4 separate regions of the Mus musculus genome follow, and regions 2, 3 and 4 are each linked to region 1. The links are chromatin loops, found by intact Hi-C in ENCODE. Cell type or tissue: heart. All regions are shown on one strand.

The links. A loop is a pair of places that touch in the nucleus more often than their neighbours do. Peaks named below come from ENCODE experiments on the same cell type or tissue, not always from the same donor. Only the 100,000 strongest peaks of a DNase experiment are listed, where the experiment ranks them.
Region 2: a loop joins it to region 1, with 2.5 times the contacts of the local background. A loop is called at or near these places in 3 of 42 quality-filtered maps.
Region 3: it touches region 1 in a loop (2.1-fold over the local background); 2 of 42 quality-filtered maps call a loop at or near these places.
Region 4: a loop joins it to region 1, with 2.4 times the contacts of the local background. A loop is called at or near these places in 8 of 42 quality-filtered maps.

What each region holds. Positions count from the first base shown.
Region 1 is chr6:135,365,201-135,373,200 of GRCm38, forward strand. The region is part of intron 1 of Emp1 (epithelial membrane protein 1); the gene reads left to right. Among named protein-coding and RNA genes, the nearest start is that of Emp1, 6.3 kb to the left of the region's middle. In heart, a CTCF peak has its summit at 4,458 (motif pointing left); DNase peaks (open chromatin) are centred at 3,251, 4,661 and 5,841; H3K27ac peaks cover 1,526 bases.
Region 2 is chr6:135,001,701-135,009,700 of GRCm38, forward strand. No RefSeq gene overlaps it. Among named protein-coding and RNA genes, the nearest start is that of Ddx47, 5.9 kb to the right of the region's middle. In heart, no CTCF peak of the experiment used is centred here; no DNase peak of the experiment used is centred here; H3K27ac peaks cover 497 bases.
Region 3 is chr6:134,979,084-134,987,083 of GRCm38, forward strand. It overlaps Apold1 (apolipoprotein L domain containing 1), which reads left to right and starts at 2,918. Exons shown (of 2, transcript NM_001109914.1): 1 at 2,918-2,946; 2 at 4,499-7,753. The coding sequence starts at 4,502. The coding sequence ends at 5,242. Gm36428 (a long non-coding RNA gene) reads right to left here and starts at 4,562. Exons shown (of 3, transcript XR_003956531.1): 1 at 4,055-4,562; 2 at 3,054-3,311; 3 at 2,815-2,972. In heart, CTCF peaks have their summits at 4,653 and 5,992; DNase peaks (open chromatin) are centred at 2,328, 2,758 and 4,628; H3K4me3 peaks cover 2,877 bases; H3K27ac peaks cover 2,083 bases.
Region 4 is chr6:135,309,851-135,317,850 of GRCm38, forward strand. It overlaps Pbp2 (phosphatidylethanolamine binding protein 2), which reads right to left and starts at 534. Exons shown (of 1, transcript NM_029595.3): 1 at 1-534. The coding sequence starts at 497. It overlaps Gm36640 (a long non-coding RNA gene), which reads left to right. Exons shown (of 4, transcript XR_378071.3): 4 at 4,066-4,149. It overlaps Gm36582 (predicted gene, 36582), which reads right to left. Exons shown (of 4, transcript NR_157238.1): 2 at 5,887-5,987; 3 at 4,704-4,811; 4 at 2,305-4,555. In heart, no CTCF peak of the experiment used is centred here; a DNase peak (open chromatin) is centred at 4,321.

The DNA.
Region 1 (8,000 bases):
TGGCTGGCTTTCTCAGCAGTCTTTGCTTTCCTCTGGAAACAAGATTAGGCCGGTCTCCAGCCCGGAGGAAAGAGTCTGTGGAAGCTGTTGGGAATACAGGGCCTCTTGCCTGGTTCTAGACAGCTTTGGGACCAAAGAGCAGGAAAGCCAAGCCCATTTCTGTTATGGAAAAATGGATTTTCTGTAGCCTCCACACAACCTGAAGGGGTCTCCACCTGGGATGTGGCCAAGGGTTCCTTCCTTATTCTTCTTCATTGCTTTTTATAGAATCTTAAATTTAGATGTTGGACATGGTAGTTCATACCTGTAATCCCAGGATTTAGGGAGCTGAGGCAGGAGATTGCTAAAGGTTCAAGGCTAGCCTGAGGCCAACCAGTGAAACTTGGTCTCAAGAACAAACCAACGACGAGAGAGAGAGAGAGAGAGAGAGAGAGAGAGAGAGAGAGAGAGAGAGAGAGAGAGATGAAAAAAGAAAAGAAAAGAAGGTAATCTTATTATCTTACCATATGCAGAAATCTAACTTTTACATCATTATGAATGGATGGTTGTCCCGTGGCTCACAGCTCCTTAAGATAGCAGGGCGGGGACACCCAGAGTGTACGTGCCTCAGACGTTCACTCACACCCACCCTTCTTTCTAGACAGTAAATCATACCAGACAGAGTTTCTGAAATTCAGCAAAAATGGCTTCTTTGAAAGTTCTTGTTTTTGCAGGCCTGAAATGACCCTGGGTGTGTGTGTGTGTGGGTGGGGTGGGGAGGGGAGGTGCTTTTCAATTCTGTTCTGCTGCTGCCCCTCCCCCCAACTGCTGCCCCCTCCCCACAATGCTCCACTTCCTGTCCCTCTAGACATTTCATCTCTACTTAACATTAATCAGTATGGCTCCATGGGATAGCATTGCCCATATGATCTTGCTTTATTCTTTTATTATTCAAATACAGAATCACACAGTGTAGCCCTGGAGGTTTGGAACTTACTATGTAGACCAAGCTGGCTTTGAACTCACAAAGATCTACCTGCTTCTGCTTCCTGAGTTCTGGGATTAAAGTCATCGGGTACTATACTCAGCTGTGTTGTGTTGTGAGACAGGGTGTCTCCGTGAATGGCAGGCTGGAGCCTAGAACTTTTTTCCACACTTCTTCCCGAATGCTGAAGTTATGGGTGTATACCACCACTGCTGGTGCGTGTGGGGATGCAGAAAGAACATTTTTGAAATATTAAGACACCCGCCTGGTCAAACCATTTGTTCCTATATGATTGATTCTGAGCTATTTCATTTTCTAAGCCCATGACTGTTGTCATGTCTGTAACTCGCTATGTATGTGTACATAGCTATGCAACATACACTCTCAGAGGACTCTAGGACTCTTAGATGCACGTGGGATGACACATCCAATGTTGATATCTACCGGTCATAGTGAAATCAACATGACCCCTGAAACACAAGCTGTCTGATAGCCAGCAACCTTCTTGGTTACCATTAAACTAGAATTATCTGGACTTAAGTCTTGTTTTGGAATAATCTCAGGTGACTGAATTTCTGGGTTGTCCTTGTTTTTCCAGAACCAAAGAATGTGCAGTGGGTCTAGTTGGGATCTCCTTGGCTTTCGAACACTCATCTCCCAAACATGAGTCCCCAAGAAGACTCTGAAACACTTCAGTCCCTGGTACCCTAACTTGTGAAACGCATCCCTCAATTTGACTGGTGGGTTCCCTGACAGCAAAGGAGAAAAAGAAAAACACAAACATGACGGTTGCTGCTTCTGAGCCTTCCGTTTAAGCAAAAAAATTGATATGTGTGTGTGTGTGTGTGTGTGTCTTGGGGGGGTTATCAATGTTTTCTTCCCTGTTCAGAAAGAGTATTTTCACAGCCAAGACAATTGATCTTCTGTGACTGGACTGACTCCAACTTTCCCGAGTCTCTTTCATGGAGCACTACACAGCACTGTTGGCACATGTTGAAACTGTGTCGGTAATAGTGGGGGAGATGTGAGATGACTGAGTAGCAACGTTGGGCTCTGATCTTGTCTCGAATCTTCCCTGTGATCAGAAGCAACTAACTCACTAAGAAAGGACGAAGAAACAACTTGGCCAGCAAGACACTCAAGGCTCTGAAAAATCTAGGACCTTACCACTTCAGTTTTAAGCAGTCCTTTGAGTCCATGCTAATGGCTAACTTAATCCATAAAAGTTAGTGTAGTCAAACCAGGGGCTAGGGATACAGCCCACTGGCAGTATGCTTGCCTAGCGTGTTCGTGGCTCTGCATTCAATTACAAGAGCTGCAGGGGTCAGGGGATGAGGAGGTGGCTTCTGCTGCCCTACCTGATCCAAGAGTCCTTGGGCACAGTATTAAAGAACTCACCTGAAATAGCCCTGGATATTACCCGAGCTTGGAAAGAAGGAAGATGTTTGGCTTATCAAACAAAGGGTGCCATCTCCGGAGGAGTCTGTGCACACATCAGTTCACTAGGAGCATAACTGGGCTCAGAAACTGAGCTGGTCCTGGGTAAGACACTCCCCTCCTCTGGAGGAGGGGGAACAGGCACAGGTGTGGATGAGAGCAAATGGAGGGCATACTGGGAGGAAAAAGAAGGTTAGGGAACTAGAGGGTGAGAGAGAGAGAGAGGGGGGGGGAGAGAGAGAGAGAGGGAGAGCAAGAGGGAGAGGGAGAGGGAGAGAACAGAAACTGTGTTTGGGGGATAGAGCAAACAGAAAGGTCTAGAGAGAGCCAAGTAGAGAGAGAAAGTGAACCTGAAAGGGAGACATGACTGACTGCTCTCACTGCCCCAGGATAGGCCTTGGATCAAAATCCTGGTTTTCAGACCTCCATGGAAGTCTTTTCTCTTCTTAGTTGTGGCGCGGTTGTTGCATGTTTGGGGACATTGGGTTTTATAGGTAGAGTTCCGGCGCCTCTCCTCTCAGATGAGAGAGTCAAGCCTAGTGAGGCCCTAGACTTTAGACTTCTGCCTTCAGAAACCTAAGTTCTTTCCCTTGGGGTCCAAGAGAAGGAAGAGGAGAGAGCTTTGTTGAACTGCAACGGTGAATTTTGCTTAAGCAGGCGCGTTCACAGAGGCCTGGCAAAGCCATGCAGTGGAGGCCAGGAGCTTCCCTCTGCTCAGGGCTGCTCCCTGAACTCCCATAGGGAGGGGAATGTGCCAGCGCTGAGAGTGTGGAAACCAGTCTCAGGGCTGGCAGGGAAGGCTTTGACAGGGCCAGCTGTCTGTTCTGGCTGGACCATAGAGAGCAGTGTGACAGGAGAAAGCAATGGTCTTTGCAAGATCCTTTGTTTAGAGCATTGGGACTACTTTGAGGGGCTGTCCAATTCTGATTGGCTCGAAAGTTGTGGGAGGAACAGAGCCACCAGTAACTGTCAAACCCTCAGAGGACAGCGGGATGTGGTGCCACATGCCTTTAGTCCCAAAACCAGGGAGGGTTGAAGCAGGAGGATTGCTGTGAGTTTGAGGCTAGCAGGGGCTACATAGTGATTCAGTGTCAAAATATCAAAGGGGGGGGGCTGGGGAGATAGCTCAGTGGGTAAAGAGCTCACTGCGTGAAAAGAAGACTTGAGTTTGATTCTCAAAGACCACATGAATAATCGGGTGTGGCTGGATTTACAATCTCACCTATGGGGAAGGAAGGCAGGAGGCTCCCTGGGGCTCATAGCCAGTCAGCTTAACTGAGTCTTGAAGTCCCAGCCACTAAGACCCCATCTCATAAATACAACAGCAACAAAAAACAAGCTGGAGGACAACTTCGAATGAATAACACCAGGGTTGTCTTCTGGCTGCTACACACACATACACACACACACACTCACACTCACACATACATATACGCACTCACACATACATACACACTCACACACATATACACACTCATACTTACACACACATATACACATACTCACATACATACACACACATACACACATGTGCACATACACTCACACATATAAATACACATACACACATACTCTCACACACATACACAATACACACATGCACACACACTCACACACACACTCACATACACACATATACATGTACACTCACACATACACACACTCACACACATATATACACACACTCACATACACCCACCCACATACAGATATGCACACAGACTTACACACTCACACACAGACTCAAACACACACACACACACACACACACACACACACACACACACACACACACACACACACACACCTCAGATAGAAGACAGAAAACCAAGCTGGAGTGGAGATCCAAGACAGTGGCTTCATTCTCTGCTAGCTGGGAGGCAGAGGTCTTGGTCAAATGACTGAGAGACCCCAGTATCTCTCAAAACAAAGTAGCTGCCATCTCTGAAACTGCACCAAGCCAGCGCCCACCTAGCATGCTTGGGTGCCCCTGCTCTGCACAGTCCTCCAGCTCCATCAGCCTTTGCTGGTTGAAGCATGTTACTGCCATCTGCTGTCAGATGCACCCAGAAGCCTCTAGGGCCCAGCCACACCTTGATTTTTCTTACCAAACCCTAGTTATTATCTTGGCAATGTCTCCCTGGAAGACAATCTGGCTGCAGGAGTACTTCTCCTTTGTCGGGAACAGAAGGCAGCAGAAGCTTCTGTCCTCACCCAGGAGACATCCTTCCCGACACTGGCCAGCTGCAGCCAGAGGGTGTGGGCTGAAATCAGGCCTCACAGCCGAGGTCTGTCTCCAGCCTTTGCAGATGTTGTCCAGATCCACCCACTCCATGGACACAATGGAAGACAAGCGGAAATGAGAGGGAGGGAGAGAGAGAGACAAGGGTGGGGCGTCTCTGGATGCATCTGCAAAAACAATATTCATGCTATATGCTTGCCTTTGCATAGTCCACGGCTCTCAGGCTGCAGAGAAGCCTTGTGACCACCTCGTTTGAGCCTTTCTCTGTTACACCAATGAATAAATATGACCTACAGCATTTGGCTTGCTTTGTCTTAGGCATGGACCCTTCAATGCTCATGCTAAGCCTATGAGGTCCTTAAGAAATTTGAACTTAGAGTCTGTTCTTTGTCACTTGGGACTCTGCCTCTCTAGATTTCACCAAGCAGACAGGTTTTGCAAAATCTTTCAACTCTGGCCATTAGCCAGACAAGAATGCTGTGGGACTCCGGCTCACCTTCTAATTAGACCTCCCTCCCAACCTACCTCCCTCCCTCCCTCCCTCCCTTCTTTCTTTCTTTCTTTCTTTTTCTTTCTGACTTATTCTTCCTCTTTTCCTCATTTCCTTCCCATTTCCTTTATTTTTCATATCTTTTCCCCTTTCCTTCCTTTCTTTATCTCTTTCTGTCTTTCCTTTCCTCTTCCTCTCCCTTCTAACCCATTTGCTGTTCTTTACTCTATATTCTAACCACATGTGGCAGGTGGCACAGGTGGGATTAGCTCCAAAGAGGCTGCCCCATTTATGACAGGCCACCTTTGTAGCCCCTTTGCCCCAGGACTACAAAGAAACAGCTGTTTCCCCGAATCACCCAGACCCCTGTGTCTTTCCCTGCTTAATTGTTAACAGGCACCGAATCCACCACTACTTGAAGTGTCATCCCTAGTGTGAGCTACACAGATCAAAGGGCGACCCACAGTGTTTTCTTTCCACGTCCGAGCATCCCATATGCAGAAACAGGAAGACTTGGCCCTTAAGGATCCCCTCATCCCGTTTCCCACACGGAGATGCATGCCTCCCTTTCCATCTGTGCGTGAAAACAATGTTGAGGATGGAAAAGTACACATGACATAAAAAGCAACAACAATGGCCAGGGAAGCTCACCCAAGGCCCCATCCACCAGCCTGCCTTCAATCACAGCCTTCCCATCCTCCAGATACATCCTCCACACCGTTCCCCAAGGGCAGAGTTTCCTTTTGCTTATTTGCTTTTTGTCCCACGGGCATCTGTTTTGCCAACTAAAATGACCCTCAATGGGAACGCACACACATTGGAACCCCAAGCACAGCAAGAATGGTGTTGACATGGAGGAGGGTAGACAGACTTCCGTGCCACCCTGCAGTGTTCTTAAGAAACACAGAGAGCCTCAGATCCACTTCAAATGTCACATTGAAGAAGATGTGCACAGTCAGGGCTGACTCATGAAGGCCGCTTGACCCAATCCCTTTAAGAGCGACTTGGTCTTTCCTCTTTTCCCCCTGCCTTGCAGGAAGTACCAGGTCTTGGATCAGATGGGGTGAAAAAGCCTTCACTCCAATTGCAGTTAGCCAGCAGGAGGTGGGAATGTCTTTGCTAGAACATCACTGGCCAATGGAAGGACAGAGGAGGCTCTAGGAAGAATCTCTGGACAGTCTCATTATGTAGCTCTGGCTATCCTGGACTTCATGTATAGTAGACCAGGCTGACTTTGAACTCACAGAGCTCTGCCTGTTTCTGGCTCCCAAATGCTGGGATTAAAGGTATGTTCCACTCTATGTGGAATAGGCAAGCACTCGCTCTTACCAAATGAATTATACTCACATTCTGTGGGCTGTATGTACTGTTGGCAGGACTTTTCTAACAGGGCCTTGGATAGTTCCCAAGGACAGGTTGAGTTTAAGTATGATTTGCATAGATTTTCAGGTTGAGTTTGTAGATGAGTTTCATGGCTTTGGAACCAAATCTTAAAGCTCTCCATTAGCTTGGAAGTTCTATACCAAAAAGTTAAGTGGAAATGAAATAATATGAAGTTTGTGTATAATAAGGTGCCCAACCCATAACTTGCAGCAATATGACAAATAATTTATAAAAGTGACAGAGGACTGAAGTATATGCTACCTTAAAATAAAAAAGGAAGTTCTGTAGAGATGGGTCACTGACTAAGAGCATTGGATGCTCTTTCAGGGGACTCGAGTTCAGTTTCCAGCATCCACATTGCTGGTAGTCCATAATTGTTTGTAATCCCAGTTCTAGGGGCCCTGGCATCATTTTCTGGCCTCCATGGGTACTGCATCATCTCATGGTACACAGACATACATGTAGGCAAAACACCTACACACATAAAATAAAGATTTAAAAATGGAAAGAAGAGAAAGGAGGTGTTCTGTGTCTTTCAGCCACTCTGCCATTATTTTTCCACAGTGAAGGAAATATTGCCCTCTTTAGTTCATTTATTTGTTCATTAACTAGGTTTATCTGGTACCTGTCATAGAGTCTGCCCTTAGGAACTCAGACTCCTGAGGGTGGGGGAGCCAAGCAGGTCCATAAAGAACTCTGTCATCAGGCAGGCTGCCATGAGGGCCTTTTATTAAGAATACGTAACATAACAGGAGGAAAAACATCAACTTCAGCCCTGCGGACAGAAGGAGGCAGGATTTGAGCTGGGTGAGAAAAAATAATAGGTAGTTACTAGGGGAAGGACATAAAAGTAGCTTTCATTTTTGGAAGTCAAATTCCCAGGATTCCGTGGGCAGCTGTCTGGAGTCTCATTTCCCGGATACGGGTGCTTGTCTCAGTTGTGGTAGGGGGATGAGGGTTGTAGGCTGAGGAAGGCCATGGCCAGATAACCCAATAGCAGGACAGAGAGAGCATGGTGAGGGGGAGGTTAGAGAGTGTGTCCTGGGAGGAGCTGACATCAGCATCCAGGCTAGGGTCCTGACAGTGCCGGCAGGATAGGGACCCACTGCAAGATAACACAGGTAGAAACTCCCAGGTGACTGTGAAGCTTAAGACAGGAAGCCAGGGAGAGGCAGAAATGGTAGCTGAGCCATTATTGGTCGTTTCTTCCCAGTAACGGGCTCTCTTAGGTACCCCTCATCCCTACTCCAGAACTGTTTAAACTAGTTTCAGCCAGCCAAACCCACACACACAGTACTAGGAAGCATCTTGTATAGTCTTGCCAACCATAGAGACGCTCTCATTTGTAAGGGTGCCACCCAGTCTCACACGAATTGTTCAGCTCTATACACTCAGGATGTTAGCTCAGCACTAAGGAGGCAGGAGAATTCCCACAAGTTTGGGCTACGTGGTGATTTCCAGCTGTACTTGGCGCTAAGAGTCTG
Region 2 (8,000 bases), 360 kb before region 1:
ACAGGCCTCAACCTAAAGGTATTTTCTATCTGATGACAAATTGTGTGGCTTCCCCCAGTGAGGACAGCAAAGAGCACATTACTGCTAGTTCACACTACATGTGCTGAGCACGCTGTTCTGACACACAGTGCCAGTGAACTGCTGTCTGAAACACCTTGGAGAATTAAAAAAAAGACAAAATATGGGCTAGGGAGATGGCTCGGGGGTTGAGCACATACCGATTGTCTTAGTGAGGGTTTCCATGGCTGTGAGCAGACACCATGACCAAGGCAACTCTCATAAGGACAACATCTAATTGGAACTGGTTTACAGGTTCAGAGGTTCAGTCCATTATCATCAAGGCTGGAGCATGGCAGCATCCAGACAGGCTTGGCGCAGGAGAAGCTGAGAGTTCTACATCTTGATCTGAAGGCCACTAGAAGACTGGTGGTTAGGAGGAGGATCTCGTTGCTCACCCCCACAGTGACACACTTCCTCCAACAAGGTCACACCCCCTAATCATACCACTCCCTGGACCAAGCATATTCAAAACCACCACACTGCTCTTCTAAAGTCTCTGGGTTGGCTCCTTAGCACCCACATCATGGGGCTCACAGCTGCTTGTACTCCGTCTCCAGGGACATTTGACATGTTCGGCCTCTTCAAGCACCTGAACATACAGAGACAAACACATAATTAAAATCAGTAAAATCATTCCAGGCAGTCACTTATAATCCCAGCACTCAGGGGGCAGAGGCAGGGGGATCTTTGAGTTCGAGGATAGCCTGATCTACAGAGTGAATTCCAGGACAGCCAGGGCTTCACAGAGAAACCCTGTCTTGAAATACAAAACAAAACAAAACAAAACAAAACAAAACAAAACAAAACAAAACATAAAAACCAACAAACCATGCATATTCAAAACCTTCTGCTCTAACAGAAATGTTGGTTTAAATAGGGGAAACACTCTTCTATTTCCCTATTGTCGTTCATCAGCATACAGTATCACATTATATCTTTACATTATCCGGTATTAGAAAGTTTGATGTTTAAAATCACAGACTAACTGACTTTTATTTCATAACAGATTATTTCATGCATTTTGACTTGGGATTGGAAAAGAATGTCCTATAATTTCTGAAATGGCCCCATGCAGACTCCTGCAGGTTTGTACTACTCATTTCTGTGAAGTGGCATTTTCGACATTCACAGTTATAAAGTCAAAGTGTTGATCAACCCTGAAAATTTTTAGTTCTTCATGGCCTGTGCTATTAAATAGTTAAGATTTATTTCTTCATGGAAAGATAAACAGGTACATCTGGGGGAGAGAGTAATGGGGGAGGGGAGAAGAAGGGAGTGGGGAACGAGAGAGGGAGAGGAGGGGAGGAGGGGAGGAGGGGAGTGTGAGGAGCCGCCCTCACATTTGCCATTATAAGATGGCACTGACATTATTATATTATAAGAAGAAGGAAAAAAAAAAAAACTGTCGAGCGCACCCCCAACTCGCCAGCAAGAACGACGCCACAGCAGGATCCTTCTGCACACGTTTATTCAGTCCTATTTCTTCTTTCTCTATATATCTCCCTTGTTTATATCTCCCCTGCTTATATCTCTCCCTCGTTTATATCTCCCAATAATAACAATCCTCTCTCGAATAATAATCCTCTCTCTAACCCGGGCCTCTCACTCTTTTATACTCTCAGTTCCCATCCACGCACAGCAGGCCACGCCACCTCACCAGGCACGCAGCTTCAGCTAATCAGGGCAGCAGGGGCATATCTCCATCAAATTGGATTCACCTGTATCCTGGTACACCTGCGCAGCACTCAAGATGTTTGTGGCTTATATGAGGAAGTCAGGTGCAAGTCATACGGCTTAGCTACAGTCCCTGGCGCCTTTAGGACTGCCGCCACACCTGCTCCTAACAATTCCCCCTTTTTTCTTTTTTGGCAGAGAGAATGTCTGTAGATAGCCCCTCGCAACCATGCCCCTTACCTGTCTTTGGGAGACAAACAGCATTGGTTTGATCCCTGTCTTAGGTTGGTGACATGCCCAGGGAGTCTTATCACTGACTACCTCTCAATCATGCCAAGCCACTCCTGGGGAGATTGTTTTGCTTGCGGCAGGTGCATCAAAAGGCCAGGATGTTAATTAACTTATGGCCAGATCTTAATTGCTGCAAGCAAGCCTCATGGGTGAAGGTAGAGGTCTGATCCCCAGTGTGCAAGCATAGGGGCCCTACACAAAACCATCCCTTAGGCTCATCACCCAGAGAGGTCTTGGCCAGCTCCCGTGTCGTTTTTCCTGGGGGAAGGGAACTAGGACACTGAACCTTCATGCAATCAGACATACCTTCCACAGGATGCCAACAGCAAGCTATCCTCTGTGCAGTGCTTAGCCTCGCACCCCACGGCATAACGCAGCATAATTTCTTTTAGAGCGGCAAACCAAATCTGAGGAGATTGTCCTGCCTCCACTGCAGCAAAAGCCTACGCTACCATGGCGAAAGTGTAGGACCCGCACACTCTGCACCTAACACATGTGCCAAACACACAACACACATACACTATAACAAGCATACATCCCAGGGCTCTCATCCCCACTCATCTTCTCTGAAGCAAGGGATAGATAGCCAGAGAGGAATTCAGGGATCAAAAAGCGTGGAAAAATTTGAATGTCATGTCGAGCTGGTATCGGCTTCTGGAATACCGAAAGGATCTCTCATCTTGGCTCCATCCTTTGTGCTTGTGGGATCATCCACCACATCCACAGGGGCAACTGGATCACGAGCCTCATTCTTGCAGCGTCTCACCAATCTCTCCAGCACCCAAAGAGGTTCCGTCTGGTCCTGTGGAAACACAAACAGACCTTCTCGCCCAAGTCAACACCAGATCTGGTCGATCTTCTCCAAATATCCGGACAGAAGGTCCACCTACAGGTGGCTGCTGAGGAGGCATAGGGAGGCGGCGCAAAAGCTAATTCGCCTTCCTCCTCCACCTCAGCTCTTTTATTTCGTCCTTCCTGACCACCTGATAACACTGTGTCTCCTTTCTTTTTCCTTTTTCTTTTTAAGCCCTTTTCCTCTTCCGACATACTTTCTTGTTGCTCTGTAAGGATTTTCTGACCTGTCTTGACTGCCTCTACACACAGTTTCAAACAGTAACAGAGTCCATATATCAGAACAAACAAGACCAAAACTATCAGACCTACCCACAAAGGGTCAATGGGAGAAAAAAGCATAACTACACAGCGAGGATCTATTGATCACTACACTGAGGTTATCATAGTTCCTTAACTTGTCCCCAAACCAGGAACCTTAACTTATCCCAAAACCAGGAACCTTAACTTGTCCCAAAGCCTACTTCCTGGCAACTTTATATTCGCCTCTATTTTATCCGAGGTCCTTCCCAAACTCCTGGGGTTGCAAGTTTCACTCACCGTGAACTTACCCTGCCAGCAACCACTGACTGCTGAAAGTTCTGAACTCGATGGGGGAGTCGGTTCCCCGTACGGGCCACCAATTGTCGCGCCTGCTCTCGACCAGCAAGAACGACGCGACCACCAGTCCTTCTAACAGCAGTTTATTCAGTCTTCATCTTTCTTCTTTCTCTTCATCAGTACCGTTCCCCAGCTGAAGAGTTCTGAATCCACGCCAGATCCTTCTCAACAGTCTGTTTTACAGGAACTTTTATTAACCACTTCTTCCCCGTGATGCAGTTCTGAATCCTCCCTGTAGCAGGGGGTCTTCGCTCTTGCCTGAAGATGTTTCTTGTCCCGGGTTTCGGCACCAACTGTCGAGCGCACCCCCAACTCGCCAGCAAGAACGACGCCACAGCAGGATCCTTCTGCACACGTTTATTCAGTCCTATTTCTTCTTTCTCTATATATCTCCCTTGTTTATATCTCCCCTGCTTATATCTCTCCCTCGTTTATATCTCCCAATAATAACAATCCTCTCTCGAATAATAATCCTCTCTCTAACCCGGGCCTCTCACTCTTTTATACTCTCAGTTCCCATCCACGCACAGCAGGCCACGCCACCTCACCAGGCACGCAGCTTCAGCTAATCAGGGCAGCAGGGGCATATCTCCATCAAATTGGATTCACCTGTATCCTGGTACACCTGCGCAGCACTCAAGATGTTTGTGGCTTATATGAGGAAGTCAGGTGCAAGTCATACGACTTAGCTACAGTCCCTGGCGCCTTTAGGACTGCCGCCACACCTGCTCCTAACAGGGGAGGAGGGGAGGAGGGGAGGAGGGGAGGAGGAAAGAGGGGAGGAGGGGAGGAGGGGAGGAGGGGAGGAGGGAAGGAGGGAAGGAGGGAAGGAGGGAAGAAGGGGAGGAGGGGAGGAGGGAGGAAGAAGCAGGGAGAGAATGTACTTCAGACTTCAGCAGATTGTGCACATTCTGGGCCAGAACGACTGTCCCTAAGTTTGGGAGTCCTTTGCTTTTGGTCCACGAGTCACCAATACACTACAGTGCCACAGCAATCCAGCATGTCTGCCCTGAGCAGACCTCACCCTACCTTGCCCCTCCAACACATTAATGCTAAGCACGCACCTGCAGTGCAGATGCGGCACCCCTAGCAATCCCAGCTACGCTTTCTCTGTTGTGCCAGGGTCTCACCGTGTGCAGGCCAGGCTGGTCTCAAGCTTGGCCTTCCTACCTCAGCCTTCTGAGAAGTTCTGCCTTTTCTGACTTTAGCTACCTATGACCAGCTGTAGCCCCATCATATTAAGTGGGGCATTCCAGACATAAGCCATCTACAGCAGATGTGCCGCTGTGACCAGCATGAGGAAGTCGCACTGCTCAGTATTGCTGCTTGAGACCTGAAGTATCCCTTCCCCCACTTTTTTCGGTGTTCCATACTGCAGTATGTCTAAGAAAAGCCAAGGTCTTTCCTTTAACTGTTATCTTTCTTCACCACAGGATGCAGAGAGAGGGGGTGGGGTGGGGAGGGGACAGTGCATCCATCTATATAGGTTTTGGAGACAGTTTTCCCCTGTAGCCCTGGCTGTCCTGGAACTTACTCTGGTAGATCAGGCTGATCTTGAACTCTGTCAACTCTGGGATTAAAGTCACGCACCACCATTGCCTGGCCCATCTATCTTTTATTACACTATATTGTTGTAATTGTAAAAGTTACTGCCTATATCTTACTAGACTTAGTTTGTAAATTAAATTTTAACATGAGGGAAAACAGCATCTCTAGGGTTTGGTATCACCCGTGGTTTCTAGCATTCACTGGGATCGGGGTTCTTGGAACATACCCTCTGTAGATGAGGGGGGCCTATTTTTCCAGACCTACTAAAAAAAAAGCTTTAAATGTCTTTTAGGAACAGTAGTAAAAATGAACTTTTAAGGTAATTAAGGAAATAATTCTAAAATACAATGCTATATTTGTTTTTTACAGTTGTAAAACAGAAATTTTATTTTGAAAAGAATTTAAAATATTTTGGCTCCTTAAAACAAGGTCTCACCATATAGCTGTGGTTGGCTTGAACTCATGGCAATCCCTCTGTCTCGGCCTGTTGAGTGCTGGGATTACAGGCATGTGTTGCCATACCCAAATTTAAATGGTATATATTATGTATTAAATATATTATATATTTAATACCATGTATATTAATTATACATTTTATATATGTGACAGAGGGAGCACATGAACACATGTCTGAAGCCATGAAAAAATTTCGGAACAAGATAACAATCAACCACTTTTGCCTCTGATGTATCACTTCAGGCTTGCTTTTGCCCTATATCGGTGTCAGAATTTTATTTAGATTTCCTTTCTAACCGTCCTTATTGTTCTGAAAATACAGGATATGACAGGGCTCAGTTTCTAGAATGGGGCCCTGTTGTTTCCGTGGCCAGAATATAAATATCCTAGCTGTTCCAGGCCTATGGGAATGCTAAGGCACGCGACACTGTCCGTGGGCTGACATGGGCTTTGCTCTTTGGAACACATCTGTGTTCACCCCACTAGTTCAACAAAAACACTGTCCCAGGGTAAGTGCCGTTTGAAGGCCTAAGGCTTGTCTTCAGGTCACAGGCCAGGGAATAGAACACGGAGATGCTGTCATCACTGTGTACCATATGGCCCTGGGTGCCTTGAGGAAGTCTTAAAAATAGCCTATGTCTGAATTATCCAAGAATAGACAAAAAGAATCCTTGCTTGACTAAAATGGAGAAGTTCCCCAGGCCCCCGAGACAGGGTTATGCTATGCATCCAGGGCAGTTCTGAAACTCTCTATAGACCAGGCTGGCGTTGAACTCAAAGATCTATCTGCCTCTACTTCTGCCTCTGCCTCCTGGGCCCTGGTTTTAAAGGCAGGCAGTACCAGGCCCAGTTTATTTCTTTTGAGACAGAGTCTCTCTATATAGGCTGGCCTTGAACACATGATCTTTCTGCCTCTGCCTCTCAAGAACTGGGAATACAGGCATGAACGTGGAGTTTTTACGGAGTTTTATCAACAGCAAGTAAATCAGTTCTCTTAAAGCAGCAGTCAGTGTTATCCAGGAGTCAGGGGCCAGGTGAGGAAGGGTAAGATGGGGTGAAGATAGGAAAGCTTGTTTTCTGCACCTGTGATGCCACAAGCCCAGCATCTTATACTATTCATAGGTGTTAAGGCAGCAGCCAGTTTTCAGACATCTCATGAGTGCTCGTTTCCTTTTCTGTGACTTGAAATTTGGGGACCTTTCAATGATGCATCTAAGTTGACAGCCTGTCCACTTGTTCCCACTAGGGCCTCTGGGCTCTGTGACACCTCAGCTGCCCTCTGTTCTCACTTCCCTGTTCCATTCTCTTGAAGGAAATCCAAGTTCATCCAGAGAAAATGTAACTGCTATGGTGGCTCCCTCTTGGTTTGTGGAGAAGAATTTGATTAGTAGAATTCCGAGTGTAGCTGGGCAGATGGAAGCTGGTCTTGATAATGTAAAGGTGACTTCAGAAAGCTTACTGGTGTTGCATGTGATGGCCTTTGATCCTAGCACTAGGGAGGTCTCTGTGAATTATCTGCAAGTTTAAGGGCAGTTTGGTCTATAGAGTGAGTGTTAGGATAGCTAGAACTATCTAGAGTGAGACTCTATCAGACACACACACACACAGAGAGTCAGAGAGACAGAGAGAGACACACACACAGAGACATACACAGAGAGAGAGACAGAGAGAGAATAAAGGAAAAAGTAAGGTCATGTGTTGGGACCTCAAGTAGGTTGGATTCTGGACTTGTTTCTTATCACATTGCTTCATGATCCTGGACACAGCTCTTTTCCTATGAGACTCAAGTTCTTCGCTGGTCAAGTAAGAAGAATGACTTCCTTAGCGGGTCTGTGTAACAGTGACAAGAGGTGGGAAGGACCTCACTATAGTGGAGATCAGACTTTTTTCAGGACAAGTCAACTCCTCCTTCCAAGAGTGTGTTTCACATACAGGGACACTTTAAATGGCCTAGTTCCCAGGCATGGTGGTGCACACTTGTCCTCTCTGCCTTTGGAAGGTGGAGGCAGGAGGATCAAGAGCTTAAGGTCAGCCTCTGATACACAGGGAATTTGAGGCAGAACATACTGTGCTACATGAGATGCTGGAGAAAATAAAATAAAATAAAATAAAATAAAGTAAAATAAAATAAATAGAAGGTAGTTACAGGAAGGGCAAAATAGAGAGCCAGAATGCCTTTGGCTTTCTGCCAGCCAACCGTGTGCTATGACTGTCTGGTAGAATCCATGTTGGGATGGCCTATTTTATACAGAAGGCGCTTTCCTTTTTTTAACTTGGAGTGAAATGTAAGAAAAACAAACAAACCAAACCAAAGGACGCAGACTATTCTTCAGGAATGTGCGGAGAAAAAAACCCATCACTTTCTAAAGCAGTGGTTCTCAACCCTATGTCTCTGGGTTGAACGACCTTCTCACAGGGGTCACGTATCAGATATCCTGCATATCAGATATCCTGCATATCAGATATCCTGCATATCAGATATCCTGCATATCAGATATCCTGCATATCAGATATTTACA
Region 3 (8,000 bases), 390 kb before region 1:
TTTATTCCTGCACAAACATCATGACCAAGACGCAAGTTGGGGAGGAAACGGTTTATTCAGCTTACTCTTCCATCATCAAGGAAGTCAGGACTAGAACTCAAGCAGGTCAGGAAGCAGGAGCTGATGCAGAGGCCATGGAGGGATGTTCTTTACTGGCTTGCTTCCACTGGCTTGCTCAGTCCCACACGGCAAGCAGGTGAAGGGGAGAAAGCGAGACTCCCTTCTTCCAATGTCCTTGTATGGTCTCCAGCAGAAGGTGTAACCCAGATTGAAGGTGTGTTCCAGATGACCTTGAACTCAGAGATCTCCCTGTCTTAATCTTCTGGAATCCATAGCCACTATGCCTCAAGATCTCCATACCAAGATCCAGATCAGAATCTTCTATCTCCCAGCCTCCAGATTAGGGTCACTGGTGAGCCTTCCAATTCTGGATTGTAGTTCATTTCAAATATAGTCAAGTTGACAACCAGGAATAGCCACTACATTACCCCACCAAAAATCCCCCTCCCTATGTTCCCAACTTATATAAGGAAGACACTGATGCCATAAAGTTGGTTCCTGCTTTGATAAGGCTCCTGGCTTGGTGTGTTTCTTTTGGACCGTGGGGCACTCGCCATCCAGCTCAGCCCCGGAGAGAGACCCCGGCAGGAGTGAGGCCCCTCTCCTCTCACCTGGACCTGCTGGCAAGGAGCCAGCTGGTGCTTATCATAGAAAACCCAGTCCCTCTTCTTCCTCTGTGTTTTGTTCTGTTTTCCTAAGGTAGGAACAGTTTGCCACACACCTCTGGCCTGATGTGCCCAAAGTAATGGGGCTAACAACAGGTCATGAGCCAGAACCTCAATGCTATGAGGAAAATAAACCCTTTTCTTCACCCCTGACGCCCTTTACACACACACACACACACACACACACACACACACACACACACACACACACACACATGGACCAGGGACCTGCACAGGAATGGCACCTACCAACAGTGTGCTGGGCCTGTCTATATATGTGTGTGTGTGTGTGTGTGTGTGTGTGTGTGTGTGTGTACATGCACGTGGGAGTAAGAGAATGGCTTTGAGTGTTGTTCCTCATGTGCTGGCTGCCCTTTTGTGGTTGGAGTAGATAGAGCTTGTGATGTAAGCTAGGCTGCTCGACCAGCAACACCACACTTGGCAGTTTTAAATGTAGGTCCTGAGGATTAGACTCAGGCCCCTGTGCTTCCAGGTTTTGCTCTCCAGTTCGGGCTGACCTTGAACTTTGAGCAAACTATGATGCTTCCTTCCAGGTGCTGGGATGACAGGCCTGTGCCACCATGCCCAGCCGTTCTGCCTCTTATCTCAAGAGTACAAGTAGACGCTGGGGCCATTCTGCTCGGTTATGTCTATTCTGTAGGAGCTATAACCAGAACACTTGGACGTGGACTAAATTCTGACTGATCAAGGTCAAGAGCAGCAGGGTGTGCTGCAGGTGGCACTGCTCTGGTAAAGACAGGTTATCCATACGAAAGTGAGGGGCTTAATTGTGTTCTACAATGATAGAGCTGTTGAAACTTTCCAAATGGGGCAGAGCAAGAGGCAAGTTCAATGCCAGTCTGATCTACTTAATGAGTTCTAGGCTAGCCAGAACTCCATAGTGAGACCGCACTGAACAGATGCAAGAGACTCCAAATGAATAAGGGGGACTTTTGTTTCGTTTTGGGAACAGGGTCTCACGTAGCCCAGGCTGGATTCCAACTAGCTATGAATCCGAAGCTGACCTTGAATGTCTAACCCTCAAGCTTTTACTTCCTGGTGCTGGAATTACAGGGGTGGGCCACAGTGATGGGTTTCTGGGTGCCAGTGTTAGAATCCAGGGCCTCCGCGTGCTAGTCTACTGCACCTCCAGCTGGAGACATGAATCATTTAGGTGAAAACCAGTTTGGCCTTTGACGATGGTGTCAGGGGTCCTTTGGTGAGACTGGGTTTCCCAACTAAGCTTCAGCTTCTCCCCTCCCCCCACCCCCACCCTAACTGCTTCAGGGATAGCTATGGGGTGCATCGCCATCTGGTCTGGGTAAAGGCACAGAAAGAAGCTACATTCATTTCCCCGCCTGCACGCTCTGTAATAGATAACTGTTTTTCAGACCCTGCTGGGGAACCTGTAGCTAGAATCCACTCATTTAACCATGATGCAAGCTACAGTCCTCGCTTCATATGAAAACCCCGGAAGCCATCATCTCCCCGCTGCCATGGAAAGTGTATAATTAGCTCGGTGTGCAGCTTGACCCCAGTGATTTTTCTGACGCACTTGGCCCCGCAGTGTGCCCTTTTTGAGACCTCCTGTGTCTTCTCCACAGCTGGAGATGCCCTAAACTGCACGCAGCACTTCCTGTGGGCGTGGTCTTGAATTTTAGGCGCTCCTTGGTGCTGGCTGCCCTCCCTTAATGGGTCACATGCTTCAGCTACTTACATCCCCACAAAGCTCTTTGAAAAGGACCATGAGTGGCTGTATCGATCATAATTAAGTTTTCCGGTCCCTCCTATTTCTTTTTAAAAATGATTTTCTGATGGAGTCCTCTCAAAGAAACACTATAATTGGGCAGCCTGGGGCATGTGGGAAAGCCTCCCCCGATGGCGTCAGTAGCTATTCTCAGGAGAGGAAAGGCAGGGTATCCCCACTGGGAGATGACAGCACTTGTTTCAAGTTGGGGAAGAGCCTGTGGTTCTCTTCCTGCGTTTGGAGGGGAAAGCGAACACACAATATTCATTTCCTAAATACGGGACGTGCTTTGCCAGCGTCTCTTTTTCCAACATGTCATATCCTGGCCGAAGGCAGCAGGGGTCAGGGCAGGAAACAGCAGCTTCTCAGAATGAGACAAGGCTTTCCCAGAGCCGTCATTGGCTCCTGGGAGCTATAAAGTATGCTCGTCCAGAAACAGTCTCCCACTTTTCTTCCTGGAGGCCAGAGTGAAGGGTAAGTGGGGAGTCCGAGGGATGTGTCTGCAATGGGATTGGTGATATCGGGGTCAACTCTCGAGGCGTCATGTATTTGGAGTGACTTTTTCCCAACCTTCTTGTTACCTGAAAACTTCTTACTGGTCAGCTAGATCATGGAGGTCAACCAGGAGCTGTAGGACCTATGAGTCAGGAGACCAGTGTTCTTCTGGGGGCACTGAGAAACATCAGCTGTTGGTAGCCGGTCTCTAAAGGCCTTCATCTTAACCGAGGACAATGAGTTCTGGCTGTGCATGCCGATGCAAGCCTGGAATTCTAGAACTCAGGAGGTGGAGGCCGGAGAATCGGGGGTTTGAGGTCAACTTGGACTATGTAACAGCCTGTCTTTAAAAACAACAAAAACAAATGGAGAAAGATAAAAAATTAAATAACTTCTGCCCTGCTCGTTCAGGTCCGACATGCTCTTTCAGTGACTTATTTGGTGCCTTTAAGAAGTTCTGACTGGTGGAGAGTACAGTGTGTATGAAAATGGGGCTCCCTCATTACCAGGACAGATGGCCTTTTACAGATGAACCTGGTACATTCAGCTTTCTCCCTTAGTCACCTTTTATTGGCTTCAGTCCATCTGGACCCAAGGAAGCCTCCAGTGAGCTGCTAGCTAGCACCTTTTCTTTTTTACCTTGAGACAAATTCTTGTTATGTAGCCTTGGATGGCCTAGAACTCAGTATTTAGACCAGGTTGGCCTTGAACTCTCAATGATCCTGCCTCTGCCTCCCAAGTGCTAGGATTAGAGAGAGGGACAGGGACATTGAGAGAAGGAGAGAGAGAGAGAGAGAGAGAGAGAGAGAGAGAGAGAGAGAGAATATAATGATATAATGAGAATGGGGGGGGCAAGTACCTTGAGTCCCTAGGACACAAGTCTCCACATAATGAAAAGTTTTTGTTACGTTACATGCACGGTTTGCTACTTTTAAGGTGTTCTCTTCTTTTTATTGGTCCTTGTTTGTCAGGAGTTGGGGAATAGAATAGGGTGTCACACCAGACAATGGCTCTACCCCTGAGCTGCATCCTCAGCCCAAGTGTCATTTTGAAAACAGAGCAAAGTCTCTGTTTTCAGAGCATTTACCTGGAGCAGCTTTCTAATAGTCTCCACCTTCCCGTTTAAACCTTTATTTAAATCTGTGGATGGTGTCCATAGATTTTGTTCCCTGGAAGGAAAGCAGAAGACAGCATAATCTCTGTTGGAACGCACAGTTAACGGGTTCTGGGAACTTGTGTGACTTGTCCCAGGCTCCAGAGCCTTTGGAAACTTGACCCATAACCCAGTAGTAACCTACCTCCCTGTTCCCAGTCCTGAGTGGTTTATTTATTCGTGTATTCATTTCGGCAGCCTTGTGGATTGAGTCTGAGGGTTGAACGCTAGGTAAGTGATCTACCATTAAGGCAACACGCCCAGCATAAAGTCTATTAATTATTTGAGGACTCTCTAGAGAGTGCACCGGGCAGCTCTAGCCTAGGGCAGCAACGGGTGCGGAAACTCGGGCTAACTGTGCGTCTATGTCCCTCACAGGGCATGGAGAAGCGGGCGGCCTGGGAGCCGCAGGGCGCCGATGCGCTGCGGCGCTTCCAAGGATTGCTGCTGGACCGCCGTGGCCGGCTGCACAGCCAAGTGCTGCGCCTGCGCGAAGTGGCCCGGAGGCTGGAGCGGCTACGCAGGCGCTCCCTGGCGGCCAACGTGGCGGGCAGCTCTCTGAGCGCCGCTGGTGCCCTGGCAGCCATCGTGGGGTTGTCACTCAGCCCGGTCACCCTGGGAGCCTCGCTCGTGGCGTCGGCCGTGGGCTTAGGGGTGGCCACCGCCGGAGGGGCAGTCACCATCACGTCCGACCTCTCTCTGATCTTCTGCAATTCCCGGGAGGTGCGGAGGGTGCAGGAGATCGCCGCCACCTGCCAGGACCAGATGCGCGAGCTTCTGAGCTGCCTGGAGTTCTTCTGTCAGTGGCAGGGACGCAGGGACCGCCAGCTGCTGCAGAGCGGGAGGGACGCCTCCATGGCCCTTTACAACTCTGTCTACTTCATCGTCTTCTTCGGCTCACGTGGCTTCCTCATCCCCAGACGTGCCGAGGGGGCCACCAAAGTGAGCCAGGCCGTCCTGAAGGCCAAGATTCAGAAACTGTCAGAGAGCCTGGAGTCGTGCACTGGCGCCCTGGATGAACTTAGTGAGCAGCTGGAGTCCCGGGTCCAGCTCTGCACCAAGGCCGGCCGTGGCCACAACCTCAGGATCTCCACTGATCTGGACGCAGCGTTGTTTTTCTAAGAGCATCCTCTACCTATATGGAATGTTCTAGAGTCGTAGCATCCACAGGGAAGTGCTACATGGGTGGAGTGCAAAGGATGATAGGAACTCTTCTTGCAGGGCTTCCGTCAGTCCTTAGCTCCTTGTGTGTGTGAAGGACTTTTCGCTTGTGTAATCCCAACTGAGTATGTGATCCTTTTTGTCTTTGTAGGGATTGTAGACCCAACCTGGGCCGCGGAGCTGACTTGCTCTGCTCTTCCCACCCCAGTTTATCCACTCATAGACCAAATCTGACTATTGCATACTTTCCCAGCATGGCTTCAAATTCACACCTCTAGGTACCCTGAGAGGGAAAGCCACCCGAAGAGTCACTTTAATCCCAACATACTCACCCGCCTTCACTTCTGTAAAGAAGCTGGGGGAGGGGTGAGATGCAGTCCCTGACAATTTTAAATAACTGACCACAAAGAGGAGAGCAACGGCCTTTGAGTTAAACAGTCTTGGACTGATCACAGGCTCTGTCCCCCACCGGTCGTGTGACTTAGCCACCTTCTCTTGCTGAGACTTGGCTTGTTCAGTGACACAGATGGTGGTAAGAACACACCCTGTTGTGAAGCCCTGAGATAAGAAAGGACCTTCAGAGTCACTCTCAGAAAGTCCAGGAAAGACTGGCCCAGCAGCCCAAGAAAGACTATGCTGTGTGCTTGTAAAGCCAGTTACTCTGTCCCCTGTAAACTAGAAGACAGAGCAGCACAGACCCTTTAGAGGGCAGTGTTGCCCATTCCATGTAGAGACTGGTACAGAGGTAATGTGAAGTTACCAGCAAAAACAAACAAAATCAAAAACAAAAAATAAAAACAAAACAAACAAACAAAAAAAACCCCAAACCTCTTTATCCTCTGAAAACTCCAGACACCATATCTTTATTTATTTAAAATTAGTTATTTAATTTCTGTGTATTATTTACATTTGATTTTATTTAACTATAGCATTTAGAAAATAATAAGAATATTAAGGGTCTGAATAGGAAGGGAGTCTGTTAAGGCTCTTTCCAGGAGGTCAGGTTTGGATTTCTAGAGTCTTTTTCCCTCAGAGAGGACTCTCTAGTGTTTGGCACGATCCCTGTAAGTAAGATGGGGGAGTCCTGAGGAGAGAGAGAGAGACTAAACTGATTTTTAAACTGGTAAATGGAGTCTTGAATTGTGGAATATATGAATGATTAAGCCTGTGTGTCCTGAAGGTACTTTGCCAGAAAGCACTTGACTTGAAAAAGAAAACCTATTTAATTCAGGAGTGGAGGAATAGAGACTCATGAAGGAAACATTTAGACCTTGGAAACCTGTCCTATGAAATTCTGTTTTTATAAAATTGTGTTATGATAGAGATCTGTCACATTTTGACTTTGGGGCTGTAAGAAACCTGCTATCTATGCTTAAGAAAGTACTTCTAATTTATTCAATATCTTCCTAAATTATCCTTTAGAAAGAGTTGCAAAGTCTTTGGGACCATACCCAGGAAACCTTGGCTGTATATTTAAATTATTTAATGCTATACATTTGCGCAGCCCCTATGATTCCCAGTGATGGCCACGTGTCTGAGGAAATGTTTTGGCATGAGGGGGAGGGGTGCTCTTTCTATATTTATTTTTGTTTCCTATAAACTGTAGTTGGCGTATATCCTGATTTAATTTGACATTGATGTGGCTTTTTTTTTTTTTTTTGACACTGTGTCTTTCTCTAGGCAGCCCTGGATGTCCCAGAACTCACTCTGTAGATCAGGCTGACCTCAAACTCACAGAGTTTGCTTCTGCCTCCTGAGTGCTGGGATTAAAGGAATACACAGCATGCCCAGCTTGGGTTTTTTTTTTGTTTTTGTTTTTGTTTTTGTTTTGTTTTGTTTTTAACTGCTGTCACTTTTAGACTGCCTGTGTGGGCACTGGAGTATACCTCAGGCTCTCCTTCCATCATCCGGCTGAAGCCATTCCCTGACGCCGTCATGCATTGGTGCTTTGTCTCGGGTTATACTCCTCCATTACCGACCTGTTCCATATAACCCAAAATGGGAATGTTTTGAGTATATAGCAAAGTACTAAGCTTCTGAAGGTTTTATCAGTGGTCTGCTGTGTGCGCATCTGAGAGTGTCTACTTTCCATCCACAGATGGCAGAAGGGTCTAGAGGTTGAGTTCCAGGGCACCCGAGCTACACAATGAGACCTCATCTCAAAAATACAATGAAACAACAAAAACTGAAAGCACATTTGAATAATTCGCTGTTTGTCTGTATTATGAGGGATTAGCTTGGTCATTCTCTTTCTTATGTGTAGGCATGTTGTGAAAATTGGAGGATTTGCCAGGGGTTAGCAAAGTTCAGTACAATTGATCCTAGAGACAAATTGTTTATTTCTTTCATGGGACAGTGGAGTGGGTTTTCCCTTTCGACCGTCATTCTATAAGCAAGCAGGTCGAAAGGGTTTGTGGCGCAAATGAAAAGAGAGAAATAAATGTTAGGGTTTGGAAAATACATGTTTGTTCTAAATGCTGGGGTGTTCTTGTGTTCCTTTTTTGGTTTTACAGTCACCTGGATTGTTTTGTTTCACAGTAAAGGGACCACATTTGGTTTGCATCTTAAAACTCTGATAAAGTTTGGGGGCTGGAGAGATGGCTCAGCAATGAAGAGCATCTGTTGCTCTCACAGAGTTCTGGGATTCCATTCCCAGCACGCACATGACAGCTCACAATTATCTGTGAATCCAGTTCCAGGGGATACCCTCTTCTGAACT
Region 4 (8,000 bases), 55 kb before region 1:
CCGGCCACCGGGGCTCCCAGGTGATACTTCTTGCGGAAGGCTGCAGTTTTGAACTTCCCACGATGGTCTCCAGACCGGTTGGTGAGGATGGGTTCGTCACATCTCAGTGGCTTGTCCTGCTGGTACACCAGCCAGACATAGCGATGGAGGCCAGTGCCCTTGGGAGGTCCGGAACCCACGTAATCCGAGAGGACGTTCCCACTGCTGATGTCATTGCCTTTCATGTTGACCACCAGAAAATGGTGCCATTCCCTGTACACGGGTTTCTTCCTACTGGGAGCATCCGGGTCTGTGAGGATCAAGGTGTAGAGTTTCCCTGTGTCAAGGCCATCCCATGAAATGCTTCCGGGTCTGTGCTTAACCTGGGTGGGCGTCAGCACTTGGCCCAGCTCTTCCACCTCCGCCTCGGTGTAGGTGACCCGCAGTAGGTGCTGGGGCTGCTCATCCACTTCGTGGAGGCTCAGCGGCCCGGTCCACATGCTCATGTCTGTAGGCATGGTGAGAGGCTGGAGTGGCGGTTGGGTGCTGCTGAAGGCGCGTGCTGCGCTGAGAACTGGCCGTGACCACACAAGCTCTGCAGCCGCGGGAGCACACAGTTTTGTATTTTTATATACCTCAATGAATGACTCCCAAAGTTCAAATTTTTTTTTAGTGCTAAAATTAAAATATCAAGAACAAATTTTTACAAAAAATTATGAAAACCATAGTTTGAAAAGTACAAGATATTGTTGAACAGGATCTAAATAAATAAAGAGAAATCACTCCATGTTTGTGGGTAAGACTTGGGAATTAACAAGACATTAATATCCTCTAACTAAGATAGTGTGTAGATTCAATGAAAGTCCTGTCCAAATCGCAGCATCTTTGTAGAAACTGCTGAGTTTAGAATTTGTAAAGATGGATTTGCAAGGAGCCAGAATAGTCAAAGCTATCGTGGTAAAAGGAAAAAAAAAGTTGGAAGATGCCCACGTGTTCTAGTTTAAAGAGAGCACCAACCATACTAATGGAGACACTGCAGACTCACATAGTATGAGGGATCTGAGCAAGTACATCCAGATGTACAGCCATGTGAAGGGATTTTCCAACCATGAAGGCAGGCACTCAACAGGGGAGTTGGTTCTGAAATCATTGGACATTCATTCACAGGCAAAAGAGTAATGTCGGCCCCAAACCTAGCACCAGATAGAAGTTAATCAAAGCAGAATGCGTTAATCAAGTCAGCGACCTAAATGTAAGAGTTTAAAAGACTGTTAGAAGAAAACACGGGGCTAAATTTTTATGACTTTGGATTTGGTAATGGATTCTTAGCTATAACACTGAAATGTGGGCTGGCTCAGTGGATAAAGGCGCCCATTGACAAGCCTCATGACCTAGGCCCTATGTGGTAGAATTTGTTCTCTGGCTTTGCATATATGCACACATGTACTTTCTTACACACTCGTACACGCACACACTCACACACCCACGTAGCCACACACCGACACACTTGTGCACCCCAACCATCCAACTAACCAACCAAATAAACAAATAAAGCAATGTAACAAATCAAAAGCAATCAAATAAAATAACCAAGATATGATCCATAAAAGAAAAAGACAAACTGGATTTCATTAAAATTAAAATATATTCTGTGTTGCCCAAAGTATTATTATTAATGATGAGAAGAGGCTGGGATGGGCCAGCAAGATGGCTCAGTAGGTAAAGGTGTCTGCAACCAACCTCAGTATCTGAATTTGATCCCTGGGTCCCACACAGTTAAAGGAGAGAACTAACTCCCACAGGTTGTTCTCCGATCTCTGCACATATTTAGTAGAACACCCCCTCCCTTAATATCCACATTAAATATCCTTTTCAAGTACTTAAAATATAAGAAAAGGTGATATATGAAGTGGATTTTTAAACATTTTTGCAGATCATATACTTGGGAAATATCTTGAGTCTATAAAGGATTTACAATTTAATGATACATTTCAACTAATCTAAATAATGGGGCAAGGCTTTGAGTAGACATTTCTCTTAAGAAAATATACACACGGCCAAGAGAACATGAAGAAATGGTAGACGTTGTAAGTCATTAAGAAAGAGCAAATCAATGCCATATCCACACAGGGTGGCCAGGACAGAGAGTCCAATTCAACAGGGACCATTGGGCATGTGGAACAATAGAAGCCCTCAGAGACCTGGTGAAGATGAGAAACAGTACTGTTTGCTCCTCAAGTGACTGCCCATAAAAGTTACTTTACAACCCAGCATCAGTTTCTAGATATATACCCAAGAGAAGTCAGAATAAATGCCCACATAAAAACCTGTATATCAGTGTTTATAGTAACAGTGTTCACAATAGCCCAAAGTTGGAAGCAACCCAATGTCCATGAATGGGCAAGCAAAATACACGTATAAACAACGGGAACAGAATTCTATTCAGCCATGAAAGGAAACGAGGTTCTGACACATGCTATAACCCAGACTGACTTTGCAAACATAACGGTAAATACCCGTCAGTCAGAAACTACTACACCCTGGCCCAGGGGAAAGACTCAGTGGGTGAAGGTGTTTCCCAGGCAAGCCTAGTGACCCAGGTTTCATTCCCAGAACCCACCTAGAGTGGGAGAGTGAAGGCTGATAAAGCTGTCCTCTGACTCCCAATCACACCGTGGCATGTAAGTCTCTGCCTCCTTGAATCATGCACATAAACATACAATAATAAATAAACTGAAAAGAAAAAAAACCTAGTCTAAAGGAATCCACTTCTTCAAATATATCTAAGTGGCAAATCGACAGAGATGAATCTAGAAGTTGTTCGGTGGTTGCTTTGTGACGCAGGCCGGGGAAATGAGGAGCTGACAGCTAAAGGGCACAGGTGTTGATGGCTTACGTGTATCTGTAACTGTTCTAAAATGCCATCAACTGTGCCTTTTAAGTGGCTGAATTATATGGCATGTGAATTATATTTCAATAAAGACATTATATAAAACAAGCAAAAAACCCAAATGGGATTGGCAGTGAGTGCAGGTATCCAAAGACTCCCTGGGGGACTGGATGCTCTTCTTTCTAGCTATTCTTGCCTGTTATCACGATGTGGGCTTCTCCGAGGGAGCTTGAAGTACTCACAGACATCAGCTATCTTGCTCAGAGGGAGTCACCCAAGACAGAATGAGGTGAGAATTGCAATGTTCATGACAGTCTAATCCTGGGGACTGTACCCCTCATTCTTGCAGAGTCTATTGGTTACACAGGTCAGCCCTACAGTGTGGAGTGGCTAACCAAGGGCAACAATACCAAGGATGCCAATCCTTTGGAACCAGTTAGAGCCTGGCTAGCACTAGCCTGCAGGAAGCTTTCATTATGAACTGGGGCATTAAATATAAGACACTTGGTAAATGTTAACCTGCTAGGTAAATATTCAATATCCATTTTAATGTTGACCTAGATTGTGCAAAGCGAGATGTGACATGTTCATATTTACTATTTTATTCACTCAGAGCTCTCACAGAGTCATCCAGGATCCTTCAGTATCACAAGTACTGTTACTCCTTAGAAGGTCCATGCTAGCATCCTAGCTCTTCTGGCCTCCTCTCCTACCCAAAGTTTTCCAGCTCACTGGCTCCCCTCAGCTACTCTTTAAAACTCTGCTAATTTCTGTGATAGTCTCTCTGTGTCTCTCTCTGTGTCTCTGTTTCTCTCTCTCTCTCTCTCTCTCTCTCTCTCTCTCTCTCTCTCTCTCTCTCTCTCTCTCTCTCTCTCTCTGCTGTGCTCCTGTTTCTCTCGTGCCCTGGTCCAGTTTTCTGGCTATGTTCAGTCTACTTCTTTCTCTCTCTGCTCTGGACTCTTTCCGATGCTTCTGGCTGTTCTCTCGTATATCTACAATAAAAACCTTCCCCTTGACCAGACTATGGAGCCGTGACACTATTGGTTTGCATACTTCTTTCCACCATGTGTGCCCTAGGGGTTGACCTCAGGTTGCTGGACTTTATGGCAAGCACCTCTACTTGCTGAGCCACCTTACTAGCCCCCTTAAGGTATATTTTTGAGACTGTTTGTGTCTCTATTTTCATTTACTGACAGGAGAAAAAGCAGATCCAAGGGGGAAGCCGTGACTCTAAAGTTTACCAGGAGCAAGACCCAGAGTTCTTTGGTTTCTTGGACTTGCTTGTGAAGTCAACATGGCTTTATCTCCTCAAAGCTGAAAGGCATGCTGCAAAATTAACACAGAGAAGAGAAAACAAGCCCAGGATGGACGGACGTGCCGGGTGAGTCCCGGGAGAAGCACTTTATACCCCCGCTTGTCTGGGCTGTGCTTCAGGCCAGCCCCAGGGGTGCGATTTCAGACAGGATGGAGATGAGGGTGTGGTAGCCAGATGTCTATGATCCACAAGCTCCCTGTCCTTTCAGTCACCTCTCCCTCCCATTCCAATGGCTTAGAAACACAGCACTCAAAGCTCCTAGAGGCCAGCCTCAAGGGTCACTTTAGCTGCTTCCTGGCGACTTTTGCTTAGGGTCCTTTCGCAGGCAGCCCGTAGAATTCAGAACACTTATAGGCACAGCTTCTGGACATCTAGGAAAAAATTGGCCATGAATTTTCATTTAACTTTCTAAGTCTGGTACATCATCTCCAGGGGACCCTCAGGAAGTGTCCGCACTCATTTAGTCCCAGCTGATTCACACAGCTGTGTAAGGTATTTCATGCTTTATAAATCATTTACCTGATCAAGACCAGCAAAATGACAATGCTAGTAGATGCGCCAGTGTAGACAGGGCAAATCCCACGTGGTTCCATCCCAAGATGAAGAGCTTCAGATGACCAATGGCTGCTGAAAGAGAACCAGTTGCCTTCTGGGACAAACTCCCACATATGTTGTCCAATCCCAAGTGGTCCTCACCAGACGCATACACGTTCAAGCAAAACTACATGAAGTTAGTAGGTTATATATACAGATTTGCACATATAAGTGTGTGTGTGTGTGTGTGTGTGTGTGTGTGTGTGTGTGTGTGTGTGTGTGTGTGTGTGTGTGATTTAGGATAAGGGGAGTTCCATAGGGAGAGAGTCTGGAGTGATGTAGATCAGTGCCCATGTAGAAAACCAAACTAAATCAAACCTTGTTAATCACAAAACAAATTGCTTACCATTTTATTCATTTTTTGGAACTGTTCATGAGTCTTAGTTATTGGTGGGACCCTGGCAGGTAGGCGGTGCCCTCATCCCCATGAAAGGGGATCTTCCATCTACCGTCGTGCATGGCTGCAAGCTGGCTTTAGATACCTTGGCTCGCTCTCCGTGTTTCCTTCTGATTCACTTTCTCTTTTCTTCTGCTGCAGAGGCCATGGCTTTCTCTTGACTAACAGCAAATCTGCTCTTTCTTAGGGGAGAGTACGACTAATAATTTTACTGGCCCTGGTGGCCATCCTAACAGGATTACCTGGAAACTTCCTTTGGAAGTTAATGAAAAGACTGGGAATCTTGCCTGGGGACTACAAGATGAGGCTATGATAAGATGAGAATCGAGTCTGGATTCTCAGAGAGCTCTTGAATCTCAGGGTGGAATATAGAGGACAGAGACTGAGCTCAGGGGTTGAACACTTGCCTGGCAAGCTCAAGGCCTAGGGTTTGGTCCTCAGTGCACTCTCTGTGTCTCCCTGTCTCAGGGACCTCTGTGTCTCTGTGTCTCTGTCTGTCTCTGCCTATCTCTGCCTGTCTCCTCCTTCTCCCTCTCCCCCTCCCCCTCTCCCTCCCCCTCCCTCTCCCCCTCCCTCTCCCTCCCCCTCCCCCTCCCCCTCTCCCTCCCCCTCCCCCTCTCCCTCCTCCTCCCCTCCCCTCTCCCTTCCCTCCCCCTCCCCCTCCCCTCCTCCTCCCCCTCCCCCCTCTCTCTGTTGTGGAATCATTCTCACCTTCCAGGCTCCTTTAGGTTGGACCTGTTCAGAAGGCCTAGCTTGCCTTCGGCTCCATCATGGTGCAGGCTCTTGCCCCATGAGTAGAAAGTTCTGTTCCTCTGAGGGCAAGGGGAGGTCAGAGAATTTGCCTTATGCAGTGATGTAGTTGCTCTTGTCATGTGTGGCCTCTTTCTCACCCAATTGTCCTTATTGTCTAAATTTAATCAAATTATAACCCATATCCTCTCCTTCTTCTGGCAAATTTATTCTAAAAATTAAACACACTGAAATGAAGTCCCCCCTCCCATTTCTCCCCTGCTTTATTCTTTCCCTAGCCTTCCTGCTCATTTTTCTTCCCTGCCTTTGTAAACTTGTGTAGAATGTTAATATTTTAAGGCTGGCTGTGCCCTTCCCACATCCCTACACAGAGAAGTGAAGGCTAAACAACTAAGACCTCTGCCATACAGTTACACCAGACCTTAGGATTCTCCACTGTCATACAGAGCCCACACAGAACACAATGGGCCATTACTTCTACCTCAAATCTTAAGTAGGAAATTTTATTTTCCCACTTCCTGAATGTAGAAGCTATTATTCATAGCTCTCCACTCCCACTCCTAGAAACGCCACAGTCTTAGCTTCCTGTGGGTGGCCTGGAAGGGTTCCTGAGTATGTGCTCAGGGTTGCTTTCAGCATCTGTAGACTTGGGCCTGGTTTGCCTGAGTAGCTGAAAGTTTAACAAATAAATTGCCACCTAGGGACCTGTAGTCTCAGAGCTTTCTACCTTTCCCCTCTTGGTTCAATGTTCTTTCTCCGTTTTATATATATATATATATATATATGTTGTGTGTGTGTGTGTGTGTGTGTGTGGTGTGGTATGTGCACATTGTGCACATGGGTGGGCATATGGAGGGTGGAGGAGGACTTCTGCTACCCTGCTCTATCATCACTTTCCACAGTAATTCCCTGACACAGCCTCTCACCAAATGTGGAGTTATACTTCAGTCATCCAGCCCCAGTGGCCCTCCTGTCTCTGCCCCTCTGCATGCCTGCCCCAGCACTGGGGTTATACCTGGCTTGTTATGAGAGTGTTGGGATATGAACTCAGGTCCTCTTGCTCAGGTAGCAAGCAAGTGTTCTTGCTTTGCCATCTGTCCAAGGAAGCCCAAGAGAACTGTCTGTTCCCTAAGAAAGCAGTGTGCTTCTAACGACGTAAGTAAAGATGGTCTGATCCATGAGAAAGCAGCAGAGGGTAGATCATTAAGTGAACTTGGCTGGATCAAGAGCAACTTTGAAATGATCTCAGACGCAGAAACTTCATCAAGATTCCATCGAGCAGGATGGAAAAAGTTTTAATGATTTGATGAGAAAATCAGAAAAGCTAAAACAAATGAAATGCAATAGACATTCAGAGAAAAAAAAAGGGAAAAGTACTATTTGAATATTTAAAATGAACATGAAAGATACAGAAAAATGTTACTTTTCCAAAGTTAAAAGAAGCTAAAAATTTGGAATATTTGAGTGCTATATTTTCAAGTAATTGTTATTGTTGCTGTTGTTATTATTATTATTGTGGTGGTGGTGCTGATGGTGATGGTGGTGATGGTGGTGGTGGTGGTGGTGGTGGTGGTGACATTGTCAGGGTCTCATGTAGCCAGGATGGCCTTAAATTCTTATTAAGACTGTCATGCATATATTTTGAAGCCACACTCTGTGCTGTTCCTAAGGTTGATTGTCTGTCTGTCTGTCTGTCTTTTGAGATAGGGCTTCTTTGTGTAGCTCTGACTGTCCTAGAACTCTCTGTAGACCAGGCTGGCCTCGAACTCACAGAAATCTGCCTGTGTCTGCCTCCCAAGTACTGAGATTAAAGGCATGCACCATCATGCCCAGCCTGCTCCTGAGATTCCTAGTAAGAGAGGAGGTATAGGAGGTCCTGGCTTTAAGCTCAGATTCCCTTGTGGCCTCTGTCGAGAGTCTGTCATTGGCCTCTATAGATAAGATAGTGTTGAGGACACATCTTGAAGAGAGAATCTCAGAGCCCCACAGAAGAACTGAGCAGTGCTGGGAATGAAAACAAGCTCCAGGCCTAAGGCAAGAAGGCGAGTGAGTCCACACTGAAGCTCTCACCCACT